Linked DNA regions of Homo sapiens: region 1 is linked to region 2. A link is a contact called in ENCODE Hi-C data. All regions are on one chromosome and are shown on one strand. The core of a region is the stretch at or near the end of the contact, and the rest is flanking DNA. Distances in the headings are between cores, read along the strand shown. Region 1 has its middle 140 kb from the start of MMUT. Region 2 has its middle 640 kb from the start of MMUT.

Region 1 (7,240 bases), core at 1,758-4,257, 500 kb after region 2:
TGTACCTGCAAATAAATCCAAGTACATTTTAAGAGGTCCTTAATTTCAAGGCACCATTGAGCAACAGAAGCAGTGAGTAATGGAGGATCTAAAATTACAGAAAAGAAAAGCTTTAAAGAAATTATCTTAGGAACAGTTACCTTTTCCCTGTGGGCAGGCGTTTGCCAGTTCTGAGAATGGGCTGGAATCTGAGATTCAGACTTTGCTAGGAATAGAACTGTGTGTAGGGGACATAAAACCCAACAAAGCTTTGGTGGTCATGTGGAGCCAGAGTGACTTAACTGCAGAATTGACAGATCTGAAGACATGACAGGCTTCTTGAGAAATCTGGTGAATGTTTAAACTATGCAGAACAAGAATTAAAGAATTGAGCTTGAACACCTCTGAAAAGCAGAATGGAAGCTTCTACAATCCCACAGGACTAAAACAAGACTTTCCAGGGAAATGAGCCCTAGTTACCATACCACATTATCAGTTGGATCCTGTGGAGGGCTATGCTTTGAGAGCATGGAATGAAACAAACATAGATTGAGTCTTACTATAACCACAATCCTGCTTTAATTCAAGCCAGCCCCTGATTGAATTAAGGTGGTCAACCTCCCTTCTTTCTGCCAGAAGGATAGTGAATCCTCCCTGGTAGAAGATACTATCTAGATTCACTACAGTATTTTATACTTGTTGTTCAGCATTCAATCAAAAATTACCACCCAGCCAAAGAGCATGAATAGACATTTCTCAAAGGAAGGTATACAAATGGCCAAAAAAAAATATGAAAAAAATGCTCCATATAACTTATTATCAGGGGAATGCAAATCAAAACCACAATGTGATACCACCTTACTCTTGCAAGAATGACCATAATTAGAAAATCAAAAAAAAATAGATGTTGGCATGCATGTGGTAAAAATGCAACACTTTTACACTGCTGGTGGGAATGTAAATTAGTACAACCACTATGGAAAACAGTATGACTATTCCTTAAAGAAGTAAAAGTAGATCAACCTTTCAAAGTAGAACGTCCACTGCTGGGTATCTACCCAAAGGAAAAGAAGTCATTCTATAAAAGACACATACACACATGTTTATAGCAGCACAACTTGCAATTGCAAAAATATGGAACCAACCTAAGTCTTCATCAATCAACATGTAGTTAAAGAAAATGTGGTATATACACCCTATAGAATACTACTCAGCCATAAAAATAAACAAAATAATGCCTTTTGCAGGTACTTAGATGAAACTAGAGGCCAATATTCTAAGTGAAATAACTCAGGAATGGAAACCAAATATTGTATGTTCTCAGTTATAGGTGAGAGCTAAGCTATGAGGATGTGAAGTCGTAATAATGATATAATGGACTTTGGGAACTCAGGGGGAAATGGGGGGGGGGCGAGAGACAAAAGACTACATATTGGGTACAGTGTACTCTGCTCGGGTGCTCTGGGTACACAAAAATCTCAGAAATCACCACTAAGAACTTATTTGTCTAACCAAAAACCACCTGTACCCCCCAAAAGCTATTGAAATAAAAAATAAATAAATGAGGAAAAAATTACCACTCATGATTTAGAAAATACCAGATATACACCATATATAAAAGTGATTCATGTATTGGCACTAGCAGTCAAGGACTTTAATTATGATTGGTAACGCCAAGAATATAGAGACAAATATAGAGAAAATAGACAAAAAATGGACAATGTAAGAGGATTGAAATCTATAAGAAAAAAGAAGTAGACATTCTAAAGCTGATTTTAAAAATATATTGATTTAACAAACCAGTGGGTGAGATTAATAGCACATTAGATATAAGAAAGATTGGTGTTACCAAAAATTAATAATTAAAAAGTGTTAAAAGACAGAAGTACAAAAATGAATAACACATAAAGTAATGTAAGCAATATGTGAAATAAAGAGAAAAGATCTAGCATACCTATAATTGGAGTTTCAGAATGAGAGGAAAAAGAGAATGAAGCAAACACAATATTTAAGATAAAATGGCCAAGAGTTTCCAAAAGCAGATGAAAGACACTGACACAAGGATTTAAGAAATTCAGCAAAACATAAGTTTAATACATAAATGTAATATGACTACAGAAAAAACAAAATTACATTTAAGATTTCTGTCTCCTCTATTTCTTCCCTCTTTCTCTATTTTCTTATGGTTTTCACCAGATTATTTTTATTTTTTATTTTAAAGTTACTCACATACTTTAATCCCACCAGACATTTTTCAATTTCAGTTTAAAGTTTGAAAGACTTTAAGGGTAAACGATCAAATGACACTCAACATCCAATCAAATAGCTATTAACTAAAGCAATTACATTTTATGCCCAGTATTCTTTCAGAACACTTAGAAAGCTAAATTAATCAATATATAATAAGTGCTAACATTTTAATTCAAAACTTTTGGAGTAATCCAAGTTTATTAAGACAGTTTTGCAGCCCAGCTACTTATGATCTACAATTTGGGGTAGGCTGCAGGGAAAAAGAAGGAGAGTGGCTAAGAAACTGCACTCCACATTTGAAGTTGATAATTATGCTTACAGTTCTGAATATCTCTGTATTAGTTCATTTTCACACTGCTATAAAGAACTACCTGAGACTGGGTAATTTATTTAAAAAAAAAAGAGAGGTTTAATTGACTCACAGTTCTGCATGGCTGGGGAGGCCTCAGGAAACTTAAAATCATAGCAGAAGGCAAAGGGGAAGCAAGACACATCTTACATGATGGCAGGTGGGGCAGGGGCACAGGTGTCACACTTTCAAAACATCAAATCACGAGAGAACTCACTCATTATCATGAGAACAGCATGGGGGAAACCACCCCCATGATCCAATCACCTCTCACCAGGTCCCTCCCTCAACACTTGGGGATTACAATTTGAGAAGAGATTTGGGTGGAGACACAAGTCCAAACCATATCAATCTCCTATGGGGACAATAGCAGAAAGCAGAGGAAAATCTCAGTGCTAAAGGAAGTGAGATTACTTCATAACACACCCTGATGATGAGAGGTTATATTGTGTCAACTTCTTAACTTATACATGTAACTGAGTGATGACACAAAGAAGTAAATGCCATTGAAAGAAAGTTTTTAATACTCACCATTTCCCCTGGTAATGAGAGGCATAGCATACCATACAGGCTACCCAAAGTCTGTCATATGCATGGGTAGGAAAGCAGACAAACAGAGGAACTGGGACTATACTTGTATGACAATCGTGGAATAAAGTAACTAGGTGGAAATGTTCCCTACTGGGAACTAAGAGGAAACAGGCAGGTCAGGGTTAGTGGTTGGGAGGATTGTAATACAACTTCTGCATGTCCATGAAAGCTAACTTGCGGTAAAGATGTAAACAATATTGGTTGTTAGTTTGGCCCTGTGATCCAGCAGGCTTATGGAGAGGTTAGGAATAATAGATGTCAAATAGTCAACACAGAATCTGAAAATATGATTAATACAGGAGGAAATGTCTCACATTCCAATGTTCATGATGCATGCTTTCTTACTTCTTCCTGATTTTGTCAGCTTCCTTGTGCATGCTATAAATAGAGAATAATGAGTTTGTCCTTAAAAGGAGAAAGGTTTCACAATATGTTCGTGGTGCTTTACTGATAAGGTCAGCCCTTTTTTTGTGTATGTATAGAACATTGTAGTTCTGGTATTAGTGACCTTCATTCATTAATTCACTTATAAAGTATTTATTAAAACCTACTATGTGTTAGACATTGTGCTAGATGCCAGCAATACAACAGGCTCATAACATCACTCCTGCTTTCAAAAAGCCTCCTATCTAGTGAGAATAGAGATAGTCATACAGGTGATTAGCTTATAGTTTGGTTAAGTGGTGAAACTTAGAAGAAGAAAAATTAACTTGTAGAGGCCTTTGTAAAAGTACTTTATGAGAATTGGTGGGGTTGGATCCACATTATTATGGGCTAAATATTTGATGGTCATATAAAAGTAAAAAACTTAAAATGCAGATAGTTTTGGCTATACTCTCAATCACACACTGTGTATTTGTTTCCACAATATTGTTTATCAGTTGTAATCTCTTCTAATAGTGGTCTTGTTCATGCTAGTTTGAAGTCTTTCAAAAAGCTTACATATAATGAGCCAACTATAACACAATATGAATCATAAAATATGTAAAGTGAAAGTGCTACAGAAACACAAAAGATAGAACTATCGTATGACTATGTCTTTTGCTTAGGACTGTAAGAAATCATCCCATATTTTTTATGAGTTTTTTGCAAGTCTCTGCACTAGGAGGTGAATTGATAGATTTTATTTCATCCTTCACTCATTTTAACCAACTCACCTGAGTTGATATGTTTTGCAGTGCCTAGACCAGCTTGCTCTGCCTAATGAGCATGATTTTAGGTGGCCCTATCTGGTTATCAGAGGGACTTTCATTTTCAGCTCCAACATGTAAACAGTTTCAAAGTTGTCACTCCCATTATTACAATAAGAAAAAGGCTGAACAAACTTGAAATCAACAAATTTTCTCAGATGCATCAGAGAATTGAAGTAACAGGGCAAACCCCAGACTCTGGAGAGATTGGAGAATACAGAGATTCATAGCCAAATACAGGCAATCACAGCCAAGATCAATTTAACAGGAACAGAACTGTTAGGCCACAAACTGGTGTGAATACTTAAATAGTAATTTTGATGAATTGCTGGAGACTAGTGTGAAAGTGACAATTCCGAGGGTTTCAGTCCTAGAGCGACTCCCATATTTTCACAGGTTTTACCTAATGGAGTCTCACTCTGTAAAGATTTTTTTTGAAATCCTCATATTTATGGCAAAGGAAAGAATAAAGTAACCATTTTGAATAAAATCCCAGGGCATTTTCCATAAGAAAGTCCTACTCTCAGAAGGAAATCTTTACCAGGTCCATATCTGAACTGGGAGAAGGCCAATTACCCCACTCCAGCTCCATTTAGCCTTCCTACCTCATCTAAAGGGTGGAAAGGAAGCTAAGAAATATTCCTGAAAGGCAACAGCCCAGGGATGGAGACACACAAAAAGACTGAGTCCCAATTGCAGTATAATAGAACACTTACCCACCCACTCACACACACACACACACACACACACCCCTTACCATCACATCAACAGGACTCCTGTATAATAACAATGAATACAACTAAAGGAACAGCAGATCCTAAATAAAGCTCAGATCCTAAATAAAAAGGAGTCTCTATGGAAACACAAAGACAACAGAGGATACAAAAACCAGGACTCTAGAGGAGTCTGACGCTCTGGCTCCTACAGTCACAGCAAATATTGAAAACAGCCTACCTTCTAGCCAGATAAACATAACTTCTTATGCCAAAGACCTATTTACCTCAGTTCTTATTACCTAATAATCATATCTGGCTTTCATAAAAAAATACAAGGCATGCTAAAAGGCAAAAAAGCACAATCTGAAGAAACAAAGCAAGCATCAGAACCAAACTCAGATATGACACAGAATTATCAGATAAGGAAGTCAAAATTACTTTGATTCTTATATTAAGATCTCTAATGGAAAACATAAAAATAGATATGCAAGAACAGATGAATAATGTAAGCAGAGAGATGGAAACTCCATGAAAAAAAAAATGGAAAGAAAATTCTAGAGATCAAAAACCCTGTAACAGAAACAGAGAATGTCTTTGATATGCTCATTAAAAGACTGGACATGGCCTAGAAATGAATTAGAGAGCTTAACCTATTTCCTATTTAGGAAAAAAAAAAGTGCAGCTTGCTGCCAGCACTCATTTAATTTTACATAAACATGATCTTTGAGGCTGGAGCAGATCTGACTGATTTTCAATGTGAAAATAATGTATAAAAACTGTTTTTGGAGTTATTTCTAAACAGAACTTGTCTCTAATCCTAATATAACAGAAATGTATATGATGGTTACAGACAATTCTTGGAGCAAATGGAAACTGGGTTAAATATATGTCTATATAAACTTGCCATACTGGATATTATAATTGCATATCCTCAATCAGCAACACTAGTTCATGGGCCCAGACAAAGAACTTAAAAGAAATGAATTGGACACAGATTTAGTGGTGAGAGAAAAGAAGAAAAAGCAAAATTGGCAATTAAGGGTATAATAAGGTTAAAAATTTGGGAAATAATATAAGATTAAATCAAGTAGGGCCGAAATGGTATTTATATGAATAATTTGTAATAAAAGTTAAATGCACTAGGTAATTATACAAAATACTACTTCACTTCTTTGGAGAAATGAGCCTAAGCTAATCTTTCTTAGATGATAATGTCAAGGCATTACACTTCAGGCCATTGAAAAATATTCTGGATATATTATCTGTTGATGGCTAGGAAACATTTTTTAATTTATTTTAATTCTGTGACACGTTGTTTCTGGCAGAGGAAGAAATAAAGTAACCATTTCGAAAAAAATCCCAGAGCATTTTCCATAATGAAGTCCTACTCTCAGAAGGAAATCTTTACCAGATCCACATCTTTCTCTCTCTCTTTCTCTCTCTTTCTCCTCCCCCTCTTTCATTCTTTCTCCCTCTCACTTCTCTTTTTTCCTTTTTGCCCTCTCTCTCCCATCTACTCCCTACCACCAAAGAAATCAGGGGTTTACCTTCTTAAGACCATACCTCATTTTCTCCTCTTGTACTTTACATTTATTGGGCTTTCAAATACTCAGAAGCCCTGTTTTCTAGTTCTTCACAGTTAACAATAAAATCTTAATTATACATACAAAGACACTAAGAAACAAAGAGATAAAAACAGCCTCTTTAAGATTACACAACTGTAAATAGAAAAGCTAGGACTCAAACCTAGGAGTCTTCATATAAAATTCATGTAATTTTTATCTTACTATGTTGCATTTCATATCTGCAGGGTTCCTCCTGCCACTTTATCATCCTCAGTATCATATACTAAATGTAGATTTCAATATGCATGACTAGTAGAAATGAATTTTTAGTTTTATGTTATGAAACTCCAATCAACCTGGATAGCATAGCTACCAAAGTCAAGCATTTCTTGCTATTTTGAAAAAGTTCATTTAAACTTTACTAAATACTGAGTTTAACCCAAAATCCTTCCTGTACACTAAGACAGCCTAGATGACTCCTCCTCAGTATAAAGGACTGGGCATGTTTAACATTGCTAGGACAATGCTATTTAGAGTTTAGGAGAAGCTAGCAGGACACTTTGACCTGGTGCCGTCCACCTTCCAAACACACTCAACTAT
Region 2 (6,787 bases), core at 1,261-3,760:
AGCACGTTGGGAAGCCGGGCGGGGGGCGGGGGTGCAGATCACCTGAGGTCGGGAGTTCGAGACCAGCCTGATCAACATGGTGAAACCCCATCTCTACTAGAAATACAAAATTGGTGGGCGTGGTGGTGCATGCCTGTAATCCCAGCTACTCAGGAGGCTAAGGCAAGGGAATTGCTTGAATCCAGGAGGCGGAGGTTGCAGTGAGCCAAGATCGCGCCATTGCACCCAAGCCTGGACAACAAGAGTGAAACTCTGTCTCAAAAAAAAAAAAAAAGGAACCTTCCAGGGGAAATGTTCCTAGTCTTCAGAATAATTATAATGCTAATTAGTAAGTTAACTGATGAATGCTGCGAAAGAATATTTTTCTACTGCCCTAGTTAGCTTGGGATCTGCTCTCATTTTATGTGTTCAATAATGCTTCCTGTCTTTCCATGTATGTTAAAAATTGTGGTCCATATGACGGATGTGTGAGGTGGTAGGCTATCACTATTGTTTTGGGGATTCTTTTCTATTTTCATAAAAAATATCAAAGCCCCTAAACTCCTACATTTATCTTCAGTATATGGATACTCCTGAAAGGTAGATCTCTTTGCAAATGAAAAAACAGCTTTTTCTAAACTTCAAGCACTACAATGCTCTCAAGGGACACCGATTATTTGTAAAGTATAGTAATTTACAGAGCATCCCCATTTGATCTTTCTCTTTTTTTGAGATGAAGTCTCGCTCTTCTCCGCCAGGCTGGAGTGTAATGGTGCAATCTCAGCTCACTGCAACCTCCGCCTCCCAGGTTCAAGCAATTCTCCTGCCTCAGCCTCCTGAGTAGCTAGGATTACAGGCGCCTGCCACCATGCCAGGCTAATTTTTGTATTTTTAGTAGAGATGGGGTTTGACCGTTTTGGCCAGGCTGGTCTCGAACTCCTGACCTCAGGTGATCTGCCCGCCTCGGCCTCCCAAAATGCTGGGATTATAGGCATGAACTACTGCACCTGGCCCCAATTTGATCTTTCAAATCCAAATTTTAAGGAGTCCTGGACTCCTTAAAGAGTAAGTGTGTTTTGTCACAGGGAGTGATTCATATTATAAGCCAGGTTGACTTGCTCAATTTTAACATTAAGAGGACAGATCAGTTCTAAAATAGCAGTATTTATTTATATTAGCCCTCAAGAGGAAACAACCAAAATGTTTCATCAAATGAAACAAAATGTGGTATAACCATACAACGGCATGTTATTCAGCAATAAAAATAAATGAAATACTTATAGTGATACAACATAGACAAACCTTTAAAAACATGCTAATTTACAGGAGCCTGTCACAAAAGACCATAATTGTATGATTCCATTTATATGAAATGTCCGGAACAGGCAAATCTATAGAAACAGAAAGTAAACTGATCTTTACCTAAGGCTGGTGGGAAATGGGGAGTGGCTGATGATGGTTTCAGGATTTCCTTACGGGGTGATGGAAATGCTTATTGTTGTGACTGTTGCACAATTTTGTAAATACATTAAAAACCAGTGAATTATACACTTCAAGTGGGTGAATTACATGGCATGTGAATTATATTGTAATAGGGCTATTTTTTAAAAAATAAAATAACTTGGTTCAAGGTAATTGTGTATCAAAACTTTTTCCTGACATTGTGTAAATTCAGAGAAAGTGAAAGACCAGGATAAATCTAAGTAAACGATTGTTTAGATAAAGTATGACTGTAGTATGAAAAATGCTTGCTATGATGGATATTTGAGAAATTTCTTTTTGAGTTTGTTTATGTAAGCAGTGGTCAAATACATATTTAATTTCTCAAATAAAACACACTAACGAAAAGGTCCTATAATATGTGGCAAACATCATATTCCTGATTACAGTTAATCAGCTTTCTGACAGTCTGTGGGAATTAAATGTTGCAAAGCTGTAGTACATTATCAGGAATTCCTTACAGCCCAGTCTTATGTTAACACTTCACTTTCTCCCCTTTAAAAGTCATTTTTATTAACAACAAAATTCCTTCCTTGTGATATAAGATTTTTTCTTTTTTGTTACTTTTCTGATTATTTTTAAGGACAAGACTTCCAATTTCTTCTAACTTTATGATTCTCATAAAAATAAATCTCATTTATTCTGTTTTTTAATCCTAAGGATAACTTTAGCTGTTATTCTAAGATACTATTTCTAAGCATAGTGCTTTGGGTTTTGATAAATAACCCAAGCTATACAGAGAACATTCAGATGGATTAAAAGTGAAGAAATAAGAAAAAGCAAGCCAAATAGTTTTGTTTTTTTTTTTTTTCTTATCAGCAGGCTTGTCCTCTGGGAATGGCTAGTAAATCACAGATAAAAATTTTAAAATCACTTTATGACTCTCTGGGGAAGAGCTGCTGGAGGAGGGCACTAAGATTCCTGGTTAAAATTATTCCAGACAGGTCTGTGGAATGGATGGATGATGCTCAGTTCCATTTGGTTTAAAGTTTCAAAATCTTTGCTCCAGTTAGAATCAGAATGTGTCATGACTACAAATAATTGCTAAATTTACCCTGTTATTTAAGAAACGACAAAAGAATGATTCAGCGTTAATAAGTCATTTTTTCCCAGAGGCCTCCATGAGCTATAACTGAGAAGCTCTGACTCAGACATCATAAGCCATTTTATTGCACAGCACCACAAGGTACAGCTGACACTCTATCAGATCTTGTAGTTTATAAAGAAAGCATCTTATTCCTTATATTCTTTTATCCTAATAGGAATACTCTCCAGCAAATCAAGAACCTAAGAGATGAGGAAATGGAATTTCAGGGTGTAAAGAATTCTTAAAATTGTATGTTGCCTGGGCATTCATTTTGAATACACGTTTTACTTTCTCATACCAGGGCTCAGTCACCATCGACACAGTTTCTAGTTCTATGCCACACCCAAATGACTCAAGCCACAGATAAGAACTTTAAGTCAGTGCAGGCAAATGCCTTGATGGTTCCTCACAGGAAGGATAGGCAAAAAGGGAGCCCATTCTGCCAGGGAGGAGAGATGACTCAAGTTGTGACTGAGTCTTCACTACACCCTAGTTCTTTAGGAGGCAGCCCCAGGCCAGGTTTTTCCTGGAACAGTGGGGTGGGGCTTTGGGGGGCGGTTTGAACGAGAAGAGTCAAACTTTGTAAAATACTTGAAGAGATTTATTCTGAGCCAAATATGAGTAACCTCTCAGGAGGTCATGAGAACGTGTGCCCCAGGTGGTTGGGGCGCAGCTCGGTTTTATACATTTTGGAGAGGCATGATACATCAATCAAATACAGTTAATAAATACATTGGTTTGGTACAAAAAGGCAGGACAACTCAAAGCATGGGGGCTTCCAGGCTATAGGTGAATTTAAACATTTTTGATTGACAATTGGCTGAGTTTGTCTAAAGACCTTGGATTGATAGGAAGGGGATGTTCAAGTTAAGATAAAAGGTTGTAGAGACCAAAGTTCTTTTGAAGTCTTATAATGGCTGCCCTTAGAGACAATAGATGACAAATGTTTTCTATTCAGATCTTAATTAATCTGTTTAGGATTGGGAAGGTCTAGCAGGAAAAGATCTAGCTATGTTAATGAAGATTCTCTACAGATGAAAATTTTCCCCCCACAAAGAACAGCTTTGCTGGATCATTTCAAAATATGTCAAATAAACATCTTTTGGGGCAAAATAATTTGATTTCTTCCTTGTCTCATAATGTTATGCCAGAGTCAGGTTGGAAAGTAAGTCACGATATATAGGACTAAATAAAACCCATCTGATAAGAATTTATGATTTGTAGGGCATGACTCCCCAGGACTCCTAAATAGGAATTTGGGCAAGACAAAAAATCAGAGTTTAGTTCAAAGCGGTGTACAAGGTGAGCTCTCCCATTACCAGAATGATGCTCAGACAGGAATAAACTGATCAGGGGTCAGAGAAGAGCCACAATGGCATCTGCCAGTATAAACAAGTTTTCCGTGTGAGGGGCTCTCTATCTCAGGCAGGACAACTAGGCATTAAGCCTTCTACCAGGTAAAAAAAAAAAAAAAAAAAAGGCCTCCCGTGAAAGGCTCACTGTAAACATCCACATCTGGCTCTTGTTTATTTATGATTAGGACACTGTTGCTGGCCACCCTGTTGCTCTGGTATTGGAACACCAAGTGAGCTGGGTACACTCAAAACACAGAGCTGTTGATGGTACAAGTGTTCTCAGAAGTTAGTCCTTAAATCTTTGTCTTCTGATGCTCAGCAAGGTATCTTTCATTCACTGAGGTTGTTTTCTAGAAAACAAGGTCACTTAATTCAGATGTAAAGTGATAAACTTAGTTTTAGCTGCACATATTCCAAAGCATTGAGTTTTGTTTTGAAATGAATTTGACCAAGTTTGAAAAAAAAAAATTCTTGTTTAATTATTGTTGTTTTGGATTTCTTTTGTATCTGAAACAGTTTGAAAAATAACAATGATTTATTTTTCATTCTGCAGAATATGTTGAATATTCATTTAATAAGTTGACCTCAAATTCTCCATGAAAATAGAGTCCAAATTGGATTTGGACCACGTTTTCAATTTTTGTGTCACTGCTTCTCTCAAGAAAGATCACATGGTAACATTTATTCAATAAATATTTATTTACTATTCTTCACATATGCTAGACACTGTTTAGTCCTGGATATATGATAATAGAGTAAGTGAGTCTCAGTCCTTACCAAGAGAATTTTTACTGTGCTTGCAGAAAAGGAAAAATTGAATAAGTCATATAACACATTCAAACACATTATTTTCCTTTTGGTTATGATACTGATGATCTTCAACACTCCTAAACCTATAACGAGTTCAGTAATCAATTGCCTCTGGCAAGAGAAAAGATGCAACTGACAACAAATCATATTTTGCTTGGTCTCTACTAGCTATACGTTAGAGACTACTAATTTTATCTTTGCCAAGTGAAAGCCTCAGAAGAAGACACACCTTCTGAGTACTCTACTTAGTAAGAATGAAAGTAAACATATCTAACTCAGGTAGGCTAATTTCCCTCCAGCTGGAGAAGTCTCTAATTAACAATTGACTCATAATTGTTTTCCTTATTTGCAAATTAAAGGGCAAGAATTAGGGTGTGATTAGGATGTGATTAACAAATAAAGCCAGTGACTTGTCTTAGTGCCGGAAGACAATACCTGCCACTATCTGTTCAAACAATTTAGAGGCTACTCTCATGCCACTTCCACTGCCTCCAGAAGGCTTGGGAGTGGAGTGAGAAATAGCATTTGTGTTATGGGTTAAAAGGCAAATGCGAAAGATGAAAAAAAAGTTTTCATCTGAATGAGGGTCTACGCCCCCTTAATTTTACCTTTAAGAGTAACTTTTTGCTTTTATAAAGCCTTTTTGTTAATTTGCTAGAAGTTTTCTATGGCCCTAATCTATGACAGATGCTGAGCCCCAAACAATGAATAAGGCACATCCTTTGCTTTCAAGGATCAATGGGCAGAGAATAAGATTAGAGTGCATGCCATTTATGTGTTGTGTGAGATAGCTATGGTCACCTTTTCAATTCTAAATGTATGATGTCAAATTTGTGAATAGGAAAATAATGTCATTCCATCTCTGGAAATTATTTACTTAAATTCACAATTACTAGAAAATTTAAATGCATAATTTACAAAATTCGCATGTACAACACACATATCAAGAAAACGATGTTGGCCAGGCATGGTGGCTCACACCTGTAATCCCAGGACTTTGAGAGGCCAAGATGGGTGGATCATGAGGTCAAGAGATCGAGACCATCCTGGTCAATATGGTGACCCCCATCTCTACTAAAACTACAAAAATTAGCTGGGGGTGGTGGCACGCGCCTGTAGTTCCAGCTACTCAGGAGGCTGAGGCAGGAGAATCGCTTGAACCTGGGACATGGAGGTTGCAGTGAGCCAAGATCACACCATTGAACTCCAGCCTGGCAACAGAGCGAGACTCAGTCTCAAAAAAAAAAAAATAGCATTCTTGGCATCTTGCACCTGCTCTGGTCTATAAATAAACATTTTAAATATTACAATATTACTTATCAGACATGAATTTAGTAAAATTAAAAGATAGTATTTATTTTGTGTCACTATGTGATCTATCTCTCTAAGACTGTAAGATGAAAGAAAAATATGCCTGGGTTCTGGAGCAGAAATAAATCATGGTGAGTAATCCCAAGCCATATCTTACTAGCTGTGTAACCATAGGAAGAACATTTAACTCTAGCGCTAAAATGAGATGAATACTTATTTTAGAGGAGAGACTAGTAATACAGATTAAATAATATTGTGGCAATAAATCTCCTAATATAAATCTGTTTAGTGGTAGACATTTTTGGTATGTAGAAATAGATACATATTAAAATATCTAAAACAAAGTAGCAATAATAAGGGTAAGTTTAGGTTGAAATATCCACACATATTATTTCAGCCATGTATTTTTGCCAAATACAATTTTTGTTCAGCATTTGGCATCAACAAAACGAATTAATGCATACCTGCACTAGTCTTGTCATCACCCAGGAGACAATAAGCTTAAATTTCTCTTAGGTGGGGTCTGACAACTGATGGGCTCTAGCATTTTCTGTTCTTGAAGAAGACACAAGATAGTACACTGAAGAGCATCTACTTCAATAATTCTTTTCTTGTGTGTATACAAATTTAAAAAAGAAAACAGTAATATAAATACAACTACGAAGGGTCTATAAATCATGTCTTCCCTAGATAGTCTTTTTTCTTATGGCAGTGATTGGCTGTGATGTTTTCCAGTTATATAATC

What was found. Hi-C counts contacts between places; a loop is a spot of excess contacts on that map. Pooled maps may share reads with other maps.
Region 1: a map of PC-9 shows a loop between it and region 2 (18-fold over the local background). The contact joins two enhancer-like sites. A Hi-C loop is called at or near these places in 5 of 168 maps with a recorded cell type or tissue (MCF 10A, PC-3, PC-9 and 2 more) and 6 of 50 pooled maps.

What each region holds. Positions count from the first base shown.
Region 1 is chr6:49,323,049-49,330,288 of GRCh38, forward strand. No RefSeq gene overlaps it. Among named protein-coding and RNA genes, the nearest start is that of MMUT, 140 kb to the right of the region's middle. Within about 2 kb of position 3,008, at least 3 of the 41 ENCODE cell types and tissues checked have a DNase peak (open chromatin) inside an H3K27ac peak, as active enhancers do; they include PC-3, PC-9 and endothelial cell of umbilical vein, where a contact is called at or near this core.
Region 2 is chr6:48,824,546-48,831,332 of GRCh38, forward strand. No RefSeq gene overlaps it. Among named protein-coding and RNA genes, the nearest start is that of MMUT, 640 kb to the right of the region's middle. RefSeq lists an enhancer at 2,228-3,427. Within about 2 kb of position 2,511, at least 10 of the 41 ENCODE cell types and tissues checked have a DNase peak (open chromatin) inside an H3K27ac peak, as active enhancers do; they include PC-3, PC-9 and endothelial cell of umbilical vein, where a contact is called at or near this core.